Regions from separate parts of the Homo sapiens genome. Here region 2 is linked to region 1. Evidence: chromatin loops called from intact Hi-C (ENCODE). Cell type or tissue: heart right ventricle. All regions are shown on one strand. Each heading gives the region's core, and the rest is flanking DNA. Links, peaks and the distances in the headings are about the cores only.

The links. Peaks named below come from ENCODE experiments on the same cell type or tissue, not always from the same donor. Only the 100,000 strongest peaks of a DNase experiment are listed, where the experiment ranks them.
Region 2: it touches region 1 in a loop (6-fold over the local background); 1 of 110 quality-filtered maps calls a loop at or near these places.

The regions. Positions count from the first base shown.
Region 1 is chr9:79,709,517-79,716,727 of GRCh38, forward strand. TLE4 (TLE family member 4, transcriptional corepressor) reads left to right here. Exons shown (of 20, transcript NM_007005.6): 14 at 107-183. Among named protein-coding and RNA genes, the nearest start is that of LINC01507, 110 kb to the right of the region's middle. In heart right ventricle, for the core only: no CTCF peak of the experiment used is centred there; no DNase peak of the experiment used is centred there.
Region 2 is chr9:79,658,988-79,666,198 of GRCh38, forward strand. The region is part of intron 8 of TLE4 (TLE family member 4, transcriptional corepressor); the gene reads left to right. Among named protein-coding and RNA genes, the nearest start is that of TLE4, 91 kb to the left of the region's middle. RefSeq lists an enhancer at 2,218-4,632. In heart right ventricle, for the core only: no CTCF peak of the experiment used is centred there; no DNase peak of the experiment used is centred there; H3K4me3 peaks cover 480 bases; H3K27ac peaks cover 1,458 bases.

The sequences.
Region 1 (7,211 bases), core at 847-5,846:
TTTTAAAGGATCTATTCTCCCAGGTTTTAGAATAGATTTTGAGAAGGATAAAACAAGTCAAATGTAACTGTGCTTATTTCTGTTGTTTGCTTGGGAAAAATTCTAGGTGGGATTTGATCCACACCATCACATGCGTGTGCCAGCAATACCTCCAAACCTGACAGGCATTCCAGGAGGAAAACCGTGAGTACCTTTTTGCCTCTGTGCTCATTGTGTGTCAAACTCAGGTCCCTTGCTGGCCCCGTAGACTTAGAATACCACTAGACAGTGTTGGGGGAGTTCCCATGACTTGTATTTTTTTACCTTGCAAGGTATTTTTCATTTTCTCTTAGCACAAGAAGAGAAGTAATGAAGTGGGGTTTTGCATTGTAAAATTTTGAGCTTTAATATGTAAATGCAAATTGCAGAGGCATCTCCAGTAGTCAGGTCTTCTCTACATCTGTTGCAGATTTCAAGGCAATTCTTTGTTCCAAAAGTCTGATTATTATGTGCAAACCTGAATGTTCAAAATTTGAATATGTTGGGAAAAGACATGCCAAACCTCAAAGGCTGAAAGGAAATAAGGGCACTCTTATGCTTAGTTCTGTTTTCAGAAAAGGTGACTTGCTTAGTTGGCTTCTTATACCGTGCTCTGGGCATCTGGAGCCTCTGTATTCACAGATTCCTTGAGTTAGGAAAGACAAAACACAACACACCAGTTGTTCTAGCCTTCTCTGAACGGATCTCATTCCAAATACTTTATTTTAATCTAATGCACCTTTTTATTACTACCTAATCACAGTTGTCTCTGCTAATTGGCTTCATCTTCCCAGAAACAAAGATTTTACTATAAAGTAGCACTGGCTGTTTCTTTAAAATCCCAGCTGGCTGCTTTCTCTCGCTTCTCCTTTGGGAAGCCTCCCCCGCAGATCCTCCTTGCCTTGTTAGTCACCTGTGTGTGTGCATTTTTCTCATCACTCTTTCTGTGGGCATCCCCTCTGTCACTACACATGCCGTGTATGTGCTGCCTCCCCAGTCTCCAGGGCTATCCAGACCTGACCCTCAGTAGCAGCTCAAGGCGCCTTCTCCCAGAGGCTTCCCTGGTAGCTTGCCTGCCTTGAGGTATTTTGTCCTTACTGTCCTTCTTCCTGCAAAACTTTCTGTGGCTTAGTGTCTCATTTAGTTATCTAAGATGTCATTATGTCAGAGCGTTCTGCCCTGACAACCCTATTATCCCTCTTTCCCTTCCTCCCTATTCTTTCCTCTTCTACTACCTTTTTAATGCTTTTTTATAGCCATTATCTGCCTCTCCCTCTTGACTATAAGTTCCATGAAAACAGAACAGAACTTTCTGCTATTCAGTTATAGAAGCAGTCTCACTGCCTAGAATGGTACCTGGTTCATAGTGGTGCTCACGGTATGGATTTATTCAGGGAATGGATATGTGCTGATTTCTTTCTTCTCGGACCTCCCATTGCTTGTTTATTCACTCCCACACACTCGGGCACTTAGTTTTCACCCTGGTGTTAATTGCGTGCCCTCTTCTCCCCACATCCCTTCAGTGTTGCCTAACCTAGACCCTTTCTTTACTTTCCATCTGAGGAATCCAAATCTCAGTTCTTCCTTTTGTAGCATATTAATACTTCTCTACAGACTCTATCCTAACCTTCCTTTGTTGTATCAAGCACAGTGCTGGCTCCACAGCCAAGTTGCTTGGTAAATATTTGGCTGATTAATAGGGGAGAAAAGACAAATTAGAGTTCCTCAAGAGTTGAAGGTATAAATATCAATTACCATAAAATTCTGTGTACCTGTGTGTGTTTTGCAAATAGTTGTTGACTAACAAGTCTTATTGACCAAGAAACTTTGATGTATTTGAAGGTGAAAGTTGGGTCTATTTCAAGCAATGCTAAATAACAAGGTTATACAATTAATCAAATAATGACTCAGATACCTACAAGTTCCATATGAACTTGTGGGGAAAGTGGAAGGGTTCCTTTAGGGAAGAAGTACTATCCCTTTTTTTTGGTTACTTCTTAGGTAACCAACAGTTGTACCCAGAGCTACAGCATAACCACTAGAGCAAATGAGATGATGCTTCTTGCCTCAGCTGCTGCTTCGAGGGGCAAGGGGTGTAAGTGTCTTTAAGGAAACACCTTGGCTAAGGGATTTGGACCAGTTAAACCACTGTGGAATCACAGCTGCTCTGACTCAGATGGTGCTTCTGAGTCTTGGGCTGACTTCCCTTCATCAGTTTTAACTTTCGATGTTATAAAATGTTTAAATGTTTAAGATCCTTTAGGGTGGGTTAATGGATTGGAGGATTGTTGAGAATTTTTGTTTATGAGAGTGACAGAGTCACATCTACTGCAGTTGGCAAATGACACTTTACCAGGAAAATGACACTACTAAAAAGCATGTGGTGCAGTCAACAGAGTATGGTTTTGGGAGTGTGACAGATCCAAGTTTGAATTTAGACTCTGCCAGTTGAACCACTGAGAAGAGTGGCTTTATGCACAATTTCTTTGTGAGCTTCAATCAGCTCATTCATGAATCAGGGATGGCCCCTCCTCAACAAGAAGGATGTGAAGATAGGAAGTAAGATAATATGTTGTGTGTTCATTCAGTGCCACATTTGTTACATGGTGGCTGTTTAGTCAACCCCAGCATTATTTCCCTTTCAGCTTTGTCCCAGCATATTATTCATTTTTCAGCTACTTATGTAGTAGGAGGTACATTGTGTTTTAGGGGCAGAAGTGACCCAAGAAGATGGGTCATTGGTGTGTCTTTATGTAACAGAGCATGAAGACGTATAAAGTTACATTCACTTATATGCATACAGAGATAATATACTTTTATTATAGATTTTTACAGCAGAAATGAATATAACAGTTATGTGGCTCTCCAGATCATAAGATACTGAATTGTGCAATGTTGTCTTGTGCATATTTTTCAAGACAAAACTTTTTTAAGTGTGCTAGAAAATAAAATAAAAAATCACCTAAAGTCTTCCTCCACCATACATACCCACAATGTAACTACCTTTCTCCAGAAAGACTTATAAAAGTTATGTGTCTCTGTTCTAATTATTTCACACAATGAATTGCTAGATATGATCAGAAATTATAATTAAATGCATGTTCCAAATTAATAAAATGGTGTTTATTGTATAATTCACATTGAATCCTCTTGTCTGCTCAGGTGAATTAGCAGAGGTTCTACTTCATATGTAGTTGGAATAACAGCATAGTTTAATTTCAACATAAGCCAAAAATGGCCCTTCTCCTTCACCTGCTACTCAAATGAGACTTCTATGGCTAGTGTATAACTATTTGATTAACATCACGGTACTAATTGTATGAGATGTGACATGTGAACACAGCAAAAATAAAAGATCTCACGTTAGTGGATTATAGGCTGCTCACAATTCAGAAATCTGACTCTTTTGCATTGATTTATTTTTATAAAGCAAGATTTTCAAATGAGAATAATGCCTGATACATAGTAAAAACCTTCAACGAGTATTTGTTGGCTAACTCACTGGTCTGTATGCTACTTAGAACAGAATTTTCTATCGTATTTCAATGTAAAATACAATAACCAGACCTCTCATTGTGACCTCAAGGTCGAAGCCCATCTTGTGACACATTGGAAATGTGGAGAAGGTACTGTGCGCGTGAGAGATGAGCACAGCATAACAGAACTGGGCCTCAGAGAGGAGAATGAGGGGAAGGTGGGAAAGCCAGTGACCTTCTTTAAATATGCTGGGTCTTTGTCAAGATGATAATCCATATATAACAAGTTTGACACACATGTTTTTAAAAAAGCAAATTGCATGTGTCTGGATTGTTTAAAGTGTAGTTATGTCAGAGAGTCCAAGCCTAGCATTTTCTTCAACTGTCTCTTATTCTCATCGCCATGTTTGTTGGAGAGCCACTCTGCTCGTAGCAGCTTAACCTGTGGTGTGTGTGTTCGTGTTGAGAGGAGGTCAGGTCACTCTATTTCTCTGACTCCCTGCACCCTCTCCCTCCAGCCCTGTATTTCTAGTTATTTGTTGGGCATCTTAGCTAGGGATCTTGGGTGTATGTTACTTGCACCACAAATTCATTATATTCAGAAAGTACTTTTGTAAATTAGGTCCTCTTCCCAGTTTGCCCTTTTTTTGTTAACTACAAGTACCATGTTTCTTTTTTCCTGAGCTCAGAAACTCAGTTACTCTAGCTCCTCCTCAGATCTCGTCAATTTAGTCCTACAGGATTTTATATCCATTGTACCTTCTAACTTGTCATCCTTGCCCTTGCCTGGTTCAGGACCCCCAGTACCTCTTACTTAAATTGTTGGAATAATTGTTGTTGTTTGTTGTTGTTGTTGTTGTTGTTGTTGTTTGAGAGAGAGTCTCGGTCTGTCACCCACGCTGGAGTGTAGTGGCTCAATCTCAGCTCACTGCAACCTCTGCCTCCTGGGTTCAAATGATTCACATGCCTCGGCCTCCCAAGTAGCTGGGATTACAGGCACATGCGCCACCACACCTGGCTAATTTTTATGTATTTTTAGTAGACATGAGGTTTCACTGACTGGTCTCCGAACTCCTGACCTCAAGTGATCCATTCCCCTCGGCCTCCCAAAGTGCTGGGATTACAGGCCTGAGCTACCGCGCCCAACAGGAATAATTGTTTTTAATTCCTCCTGTCCATCCTACTCCTTGCTACCAAGTTTATTTTATGAATAGCTTTGCCCAGTAATGGCACACTCCCTTTATCCCTCAAAAATCTCTTCAGTCAATTCTGGGAAGGTCTCAGGCTGGCATTCTGGTCCTTCCCTTTTATAGCATTACATTGATTTTAATTATATAGAGATATAGATCTGGTATGTTTTTTCAGACTATGCTTGGCCAGTTCCTCCATCCACCTACTGTGTAGTTATTATTGAATGAATTCCTGGATTAAAACCAATTCAAGGATTTCCCAGCTCATTTTACCTCATCCTTTTGGAACTTTTGCTCTCTGCTATTCTTGCTATCTGGAATATTTTTTCCATCTTTCTCTTTACTCGATGGTATCTTTTCATTCTTTAAAAACCCATCTCTATTACCATGTCTGTCTCTCATCCAACATAAACTTTCTTTCCTTTTCAAAACACTTCAGAATACTTTCCATTAGAATGTGACCTGATATTGTCATTTCTGTACTTTTCTCTCATCATGCTAACTAGATTGTTAGTCACTTGTGGGCAAGACCAGGTGCATTACCTAGTTTTGTATCCTTAGCATGACGTTTGCGTCAGAGTATATGGATGGGAGGTACTTAACACATTGTGCATTAAATTAGTTAGAAACAGAGTAGCCCTTTGCGCCTCGGTTTCTCTGATTCCTAGCAATGTTGACTTCCCTCATACCTTCCAGGAGTATTTGCTAGTTACAGTCAAAGAGTTTATCGAAATCTGATAATAAGTATGTACTAGAGCTTTATTATTTCCAGTTCTGAGTGCCTTCTATGTATACTAATAGCAAACAGAGGGCCACATTAATGTCATTAATGAAAGCAGGCTCTTGGAATTCATTTGGACTCTTTGAAAGGACTCTTGCCAGGAACATAGTAGGTGCTCACAGAGTGGTTGTTGTTGAGGTGAAGGCTGTCCTGTTGAAGGCCTTGAAGGAAATTGTGTGCCTGGTTTCTTAACTATTTGAAATCTCAGTGCTCTTTAATAACCATTTAGTGATTCTAGACTAGAGAATGAGATGGCTTTTCTAATAAATTATCATTAAGAATGTATAACACCATCTAAACTTGGAATAATCTTTCTTTCTCTTCCTTTAAGATTTAGTCTTCATGACCTCCTAATTGCTAAATCAATTAGCCTTTTTCTCGGCCATCATCCCTCAGAACCTCAGCCTTTCACAAGCGTTACTGCCACCTTCTCCTTGTCTGAACTGAAATCTGGCCGTCTCCTGAGATCATCCCTTCACTTGCAGCCCTATACAGGGTGACCTTTCCATTTCATTCACTGACCTCAGCACCAGCGGTGGGGTTAATAACAGCTGTGGTTGCCACCCCTTCTCCAGCCTCTCCATGAACAGAACTTTTCTACCTGTTGGTGAAAACCTTGCTCCTTTCAGGCTCGTGCCATTGGACTACCCCCTCTTCCACCTTGTTGGGAGTATTTCCCCAGTGTATTAAAGACTTGATACATGGCTGAGAGTCTTCCACTACCCAGAGGCTGCCATAATCCTGGTTGACTCTGGTATCTACAAAGACAACCCCCCAGTATCTTCATCATGGTCTTGGACCCCCTCATCTCTAGTGAACATCTGCCCTCCTCACCTTCAGTTACCTGTATTTACAGGTTCACAAAGAAGAGCTTATCATCACCCCTGTGTCACCTCCAGATTCTAAGCGTCCCATCCAGTACAACCTACTGTGGCTCCAGTCAGCCAGAGTGCTCCACGTTCTATTTCCAACTTACCACTATCTCCCAGGCTCTAGCCACTGCTTCTCCTCTAGATTACTGTGTAGTCCCCAGACTAGTTGTCTTTCGTTTTGCCACCTACACTCCATTCTTCACCCAGCAATCAGAAGATCATTTGAAGACGTTAACTGAATCATGTCACTTTTTTTGCACAAGTCTCCAGAATCATATCTGTACTCATCACAGCCTATATGGCCCTTTTTAGTTTGGCCTTGCCTGTCCCTTCACTCTTATATCCTATATGCTCTCCACCGAATGCACTCTGGCCTCCTTGCTTCGTTCTGGTCTCAAGGCCTTTGCATTTGTTGTTCCCTCTGCCTGGCACGTTCCCCATTACTTATTTGTAAGGCCTGTGTCATTCCTTCAGCTCTCCGCGCATATGCTGCCTCTTCAGAGAGGGCCACCTGACTGCCACTGTGTGCTCCCCTACTCTCTTTTATCTGAAAATGTGTGTGTATATTTAATGGTATTTTCCACTGTCTGAGGTGTTTATCAGGTATTTATGTTTATCTGTTACCTGTTTTCCTCTCTAGGATGTAGACTAGTGGAAGGATAGGGACTTTGTCAGTATTGTTCACCTGATTCCCCAGCACCTGATGGTAACTGGAACATACGAGGCATTTAGGAAGTATTTGCTGAATAAATGAATAATTAGCACGCTTTCTTGCTCTGGCCTTCGAATTTGCCATATTCCTAATCATCATACTGTCTTCAGACAATTCGTACCCATTCTTTATGTTGCAGCCCTATTGCCATTTTCTCTGTCC
Region 2 (7,211 bases), core at 997-5,996, 50 kb before region 1:
AAAATAAGGTGGGTCCACAGTGTCCACTCAGTCCTACTGATCTCCTCTGAGCAGCCCCCACTGCATGTATAGCTCATAGGTTAGATTTTGCTGGTGAAGGTAGGTGTTATGCTTACCCTTATTTCATACATGAGGAAAGGTTTAGAAGTGTGAAGACCTGTCAAAGGTCACACAGCCAGCGCCGCCCTCAAAGGAAAGCTCTTTGGGTAACCCAGTTTCATTCTCAGTTATTAAAAATCTGAAACATACTACAAAGTACAAAGAACGCCTCATACACCCAGCAACTAGGTACAAGAGCTATCAATATGTAGCCATATTTCTATCTATACTTTTTCTTTGCCGAAGTATTTGTATGCTCATTTTGCTCCTGTGTACTTCAATATGCAAAATGAACACATTATCTAAATAGTGGGCCCTTTTTTTTTTAGATAACCATAATGCCTTTAATCACTTAGTAAAATAATTCTTTGATATCTTCTAATACCCAGCTTATAATCAAACTTCTTTGATTATTTCAAATAATTGGTTTACTTGAAATGAGATTCGAATAGGATTCATTTTATTTTGTTGTGATCTCTGTTAGGTCTCTATAAATCTTTCTTATTAAAAAAATTTTTGTTTTTTGCCACTCCCTAACTCATAATTTCCTTCTCAAACTAATCTTCGATTTGTCCTCTTATACAATTCCACAAAGCAGATTAAGACTCTTCCCCTCAAGAAGCTAAAAATTTAGGGGAAGAGAACTTTACTTAGTTAGGGCATGGGGAATCAGGGATACCACCTAATAAGGAAATAGAAGTACTTAATATATTTTTAAAATCATATTTTAAAATATGTTTTTAAAAGCCTATCTTGAGCAATACTTATTTGGACAGTGGATTTGTATTTCAAATACATCATAGCCTGTGTTTCAAGGTTAAAGAATAGAAATAGAACTCTACCTTTTTACGGTCAGCATACATTTCTAGATATCTTACTCCCTTGATTATTGGTAAAATCCATTTCATTGTTCATCACCAATGTATACAGACAAACCTAGATTTCATTCTGTCCCATTCTCCCATCATAAGGAAAAGGCTTTTCCTGGTGTAATTCACCATGAAGTATTCTTGACACCACAAGGAAGCACACTGAAACATTTAGAATATGAGCCATTCTGTAGGAAGGCTATGCCAGGTTCTGCAACAATCCTCTCTACCACTGGGTAAGCTGAATATCAATAGACAAGTCACTTAACCTCCATGGATCTCAAGGCTGTAACTCAAGGCATTCTTCCAAGTATTTGGAATGTAGCTATTTTCTTATGTGTTATTTAGTCCTGTCCTAGAAACAAATTTTGAAATAAAAATCTTATACCATAGGTTATGTTTCAGCAATAAAGTTGGCCATACCATTAGCCAAGTAAACACAGTGGTTAGAAGTGAGGAAATCATTTGAGGGGTTCGGTGGTAGGGTGATAAAGTATGCCTTTCAAGCATTTAACGTTATAACTCTTTCAATTTCCCAAAATAACAAAATAAGATGGTAATTTGAAATTAAGTGTTTTAGCATTGCTATTGCTTTTTAATTATTTGTTTACAAGACTTTTAGGTATTTATTTCTACCATGTATTTTACTATTTACAGTTATCAAGGAACAGTTAAGAAGTTTTGTTCTATGAATCTATGATGCAGTAATTTGTTCAGTATTAATTGATACCTGCCTCTAGGCATGTAAACTGTGTGAAACGTAACAGGTGTCCTAATTCTAGAAAAATGTGTGGTAATTGTTTGTTTGTCAAACAGATGAATAAATATCTTTAGGGCATAGCTGGTCCTCAGGTGGTGAGCATAAATGGATTAATGATGTGAGTGACTCGGGGAGACACGCTTGTTTTGCAGCACCCTCCTCCGCCGATCGCTGAAGCAGAACAAATACTAATTAACAGGGGCGGCCTGGTTGGCAGGTTGGCTTTCTCCAGCTGATTTGGCAAAATGGTTTATTCCTTTCCCTCCATAAACCATCCCTCTTAGTTATTAGACATTTTCATACTGATGTTTAGTTAATTTCTAATTTTCTTAATTAGGATGCATTTCATCTCTTGCAAAAATATTATAACGTTTATAGTTAACATTTTTAAAAATTTAGAGGGGCCTAAGATTTAAGTTTTAATAGTTGACGCTTGAATTTCAAAAACATTTGTTTCTCAAAATGTAGATAATTCTTCCAATGGAATTATTCCAAAGAATCGTTCACCATCTTTTTTTTGTATTCTTACAGTAACACTAACCCCACTCTGGAAAAATTATAAAATCACTCATGGGGTAGTTTAATACTCTTGTTCTTCTTTCTTGAATTATTTCTGCAACACTTTCCTCTGTCCAACTTATGTATTTTGTTCTGTGGTGATTTGAAGTAGCTCAGCTATCTTCTGGGTTAAAAGACTTTCTACGCGTAGGACCCACCACTTTAATAAGGGCTGTAATTTTGGACTTAGAGAGTCATATCTGATTACTGCCATGGCAACTGCCTTGTGAAAGGGTTGAAGAGAATTCAGGCTTCATGAGAGAGTAATAGAAAGGAAGTTTGCTGAGGAGCTGAGTAGTACTTTCTGAAAGAGTTTTTGATGCTTTTAAATAAGGTTGCTGTTAAATGAAGATAATACAGTTATTTCAAAACTCAGTAATGCTGCTTAGACTTGGCAAATCAAAACTTGAAATGTTAGCATTGAATACTTAGTTGTTTTTCTTTGAATCTAAATATTGAATAAAATAAGTCACATTGCTTTAACTTTATCAGATTATTCATTATTTAGAACCAATCCAATTATTTTTGTATGTAATAAATTTTACTGCTTAAAAACAGTGTAAGCTGAGAGTTCTAGTATTGTAATGTAACATAAGAAATTCCCGCTCATTTGTGATAGTTGGAATTGGTGGTTAAGTACCCTCCTCCTCCCAACCCCTGGGTTCAGTTTTGCCTCTAGTTTTCCTTCACTAGAAACTGGAGAACAACACACACATACATGTAATCCGCTCACGTGCGGTCCACCTTTCTTCCTTCACACTGTTTAATATTCCATCCCCTCTGCATCCACTAAATGTTCGTGAAAAGCTTACACTTTCCCTCCCCTTTTACAGAAATGCAGGCAGTGAGGTGGAAGTTAAAATGTCTTAAGTATTCTTGTTGTAAGTGAACTTTCTAAGATATGGTGATAAGGGTGAGCATGAGGAATTCTTTTTCATGGAAATGGACTCATTATTTAATTGTATCATATCCTGAAGGATTCTTGAATCTTCTTTTTTAAATTGCTACTTTTCAAGTTGCTGACTTCAAATTTGAGAATAGAAGAGGGCTGGGAGAGGGGAGGTAAATAAGTTAGTGATGCCACCCAGTGAGAGAAGCCAGTAGGCTTATATAATAAGATCTCCTTGTTATTTATTGCTCCTTATGGTCATTTTAATTATTCTAGAGAATTTTGAGAATTCTATTCACTTATCTTTTTTTAAACTTCTGTTTTTGTGAGCGACATTTGGCCTTTTGAACAACAAAATAAAATTGGAAATGCTAATGTTTTGAGCCAACTAAAGGAGGAAAATAAAAATGTCACCATGGTAACAAAGCTGCTTTCTAGATGGTTTCCTAAGATATGCCTGAACTAGAAGCAGATGTCTGATTTGAGAATCTTGCCTCCTTCGATGTAAACAAATAACTTCTGGGCAGGTGTTGGAAATAATATGGAAATCCTATTAAGGGGCCCCGGGTTCCTGTCAGTCAGGAAACCCGTGCCACAAAAGGGCTGGTTGTCGCATAAAGGAGCAGAGTAAATTCTCATTAGGCTTGAGCTTTTCCCAGGAAATGATTGTCTCCGTGTGTTCTTTCTCCTGTGAATCTGAATGTAAGCTGTTGCTTCTATTGATCTATTCACTGGCTTTATTTTTCTCCTCTTCATTCCAGATCCTCCCTCGCCCCCACAAGCCTGTGTTCTCCCCCTCACCCACCCCTTCCCTTTAGATTAACACTTGATCTGTGCTACTGCTCTGAGAGTCGTGACATTTGTGATTTTAACCTCCCAACCTGGGTGGGGGTGGGGGTGGGGGTGGGGGTGGAGAAGGAGGGGAAAGTTAGTCTTGTTCCCTCAGCCTTTTTCACAAAGACTCTGGCTGATTGGGACTCGCACAGCTAGCGGCAACGGCAATCATGAAGACCATTCTGTGTACATTTACTTGAAGTTATATTTTTATGAATTAAGCAGAAACTAAAAGCTTGAAGAGACAGCTTTTTAGGAACTTTTAAAAACATAGATAGTTGTCTGGTAAGCCTCTGAGGCTGCCCTGTCCAATATGGTGTAGCCACTAGTCACATGAAGCTATTTAAAGTTAAAATGAAATAGAATTTTCAAACCCATTTTCCCAGTTATATTAGCCACATATCGAGTCCTTAGTAGCCACACGTGGCTGTAGAAACTGCCAAAACGGCAGAGATACAGAACCTTCCCACTGCTGCAGAGAGTTCTATTGGATGATGCTGCGTCTCTGACAGACTCTGATGAGGCTTGCTGGTTCTGACATTCCTTCTGGCTAAAACTGACTCCTGATACTCAAAAGCAAGGTTCCCCTGGTTTCATAGAAAACAAGGCATGTGTGTATTCGGGTTTGGGTGGTTGATGTGGTTAGCTGCACTAATATAGTAGTGATCTTTAAATGGTTGTAGATTTTTTTTTTTTGGTCACGGAACTGGTTGAGCAATATAAACATGGGTCTTCCCAAAATGGACCCCTAAGAGATGCAATTTAATGTTTCTAGATAGAAAGTTGTGGCAGTTTTGGGGGGAAGGGAGGAGTGCTTGAAAGCTATGCATAAGGGTGCTCTTTATAATACTCAGAAGGTTAAATGTGGATAAACACAAAACAAGGCTTCAGAAAAGCCACACTATTATTATGCAGCGTTTCTCGGACTATAGTCCCCGAGACGCACTTCATAAAGCCAATAAAGCGCGCACTGGTGGTCTCCCGTTGCCCTAGCAACGGGCCACGGGGCACAGTGTATGTGAAATGCATGAACATCTGTGAATTAATCTTTTTTAGTTTGTTCTTTTCTTGGCACTGATTGGACCACTCGGGCTTGTGCCTGTGACACTGCGTGCAGAGGGGTAATCTGGAGCAGTCCCCAGGGCCTTGCCCTAAAGTGGATAGTGGAATGGAAAGTGAAGGGAGATTTATCCCGGCAGTGCATTCAGCAGTGCAGGGATTTAGCCTGACAGCACTCTCAGCGGGATGTTATTAGCTTACTTTCTGGTGCATGGGGAAATGAATAAAAATTTTTCTAGTAAATCTGGGCATTATTGGGTTTATTGGGTTGCCCTGAAAAAATAATCTGCAGAGAAAATTGAAATAATCACTTGTGTTTGTACCACAGTTATCAGGACTTGAAAGCTGAGTTATTCCACATCCTTGGCCCAGCCCCCGCCTCAGGGATTATAACCAAACCATATTGGACTGTCACTGCTCTGAATGAGACTCCTGAATTGGATGCGTAGGCTGGAATCTGATTTGATGATAAAATCTGTTAGTAACCTAGTCTGACCTTATTTAGGGAAATTTTAAACTAAGCTGGTGACATTTTTGCCTTTGGGAGAATAGAGCAAATAATGACTAAATACGTAAGCGTCCAGGAACAGTACTTTTGTTAGTTAGTCCCCCACCCCTGACCTCTTCTGTTCTTTCCCTCCTCCTGCCTCCCGCTGCCACTTCTTCCCTCCCTCTTTTCAAATTGCCATCCTCCTTCTAGACTTCAGCATGACTGTACAGACTGTGTTCAGTTCCTCCTGTCAATACCAGATGTTCACTTGTAAACTGTTTTGCTCACCCTTGTCATTTTCAATTCCCTTCTCTTTTCTTCCTTTTTTCTCTTTGTGCCTCCCTTTTTTTTTCTCTCTCCATTCTTCCTTATGGGTCAACCCTCTTTCCTGGGGAGAAATGAAAGAAGAATATTACATATGAAATGTTTCACGATGGATGTAGTCTATTTGGTTAATTGTTAGGGTGAAAATTTCCTTTATAACAAATGTATTAAAACAGAAGTTCGATTGCATTAGTACTGAAAGGTATTTAGGTGGGAAGAACTCCTTGTCAATTCTGTATATGTTTTCCTTTGATTATTAAAAAGGCACAGCTATACCTCTGTATGTAGCTGAGAGATTTTTCTGATTTGTTTTTTGTTAGACAACTGACTAAAAATTATATTAATGGTTCCTGACTTTGAAACCTGTTGGTATTGACAGATGAACTTGCAGTCCAAATAAAATATTTAAATCAGTAGGTATTGATTCAGCAGCTGGAGGGCAAACAGGCCTGTACTGCATTGGGGGTGCACAGTAAAGATTAGATACAATCCCTTCCTTCAAATCATGTTCCTGTTAAAATATGGAATTGCGATATGCTGCCTTCTGAGTAGAATAAAATATATTAATGGATCGTTCCTCTTCATTTCTCAGAGCTTCTGGTGAGTCCTGAATTCTTTAAAATGTGCATATAAAACCAGTTTATGATGATGGGAGGACTAGCTCTGAAGGCAGTCTTCCCAGGAAGCTGCCCGGGCTGATGTGCAAATGCATGCAAACATGAACCTTTAGCAAACACTGACAGTAATGCCAGTGGCAACGTTCTGTCGACTCCCAATCGGGATATGGGCCTTTTACTCGAATTCAGAAAGTGTTTTGTAGGAATCGGCAAAACAATTGAACTACAGAGCTAAAATATTTATCATCTGATTTTTTGGCACTTGAATACCCTCACTTGCTTTTCAGGTGGTTTCTCTGTTTTCAAAATTAGTAAATAATTTTATTTGTTTTTTTGCTGCTCCCATTTAGCTCTGATGATATTTTCTTCTTTCAAGAGTATTTTTAAAAATTGCCAGCTTTCTAGTTGTTACTTGAAGCCAGCTTCAGAAGTAGAACAGTTAACACGGATTATTAGAGACCTTTAGAAGGAAGTAAAATTCTCAAATTTTATTTCTATGTCTTGGACTGTTATTTGGTTTTTGAAAGCACAATTTTTTATGCCAAGAACTAAAAATCTGTAGACACTGGTGGTAAAAAGTAGAAATTCCACAATTACAAGTGGCAGTGAGTAAACTGGCTAGAGTGAGAAGCAGGAATGAGGTGGAATGAGTATGAATCTCTGCTGTTTCCTTCATCTGTGTGTGTGTGTGTGTGTGTGTGTGTGTGTGTGG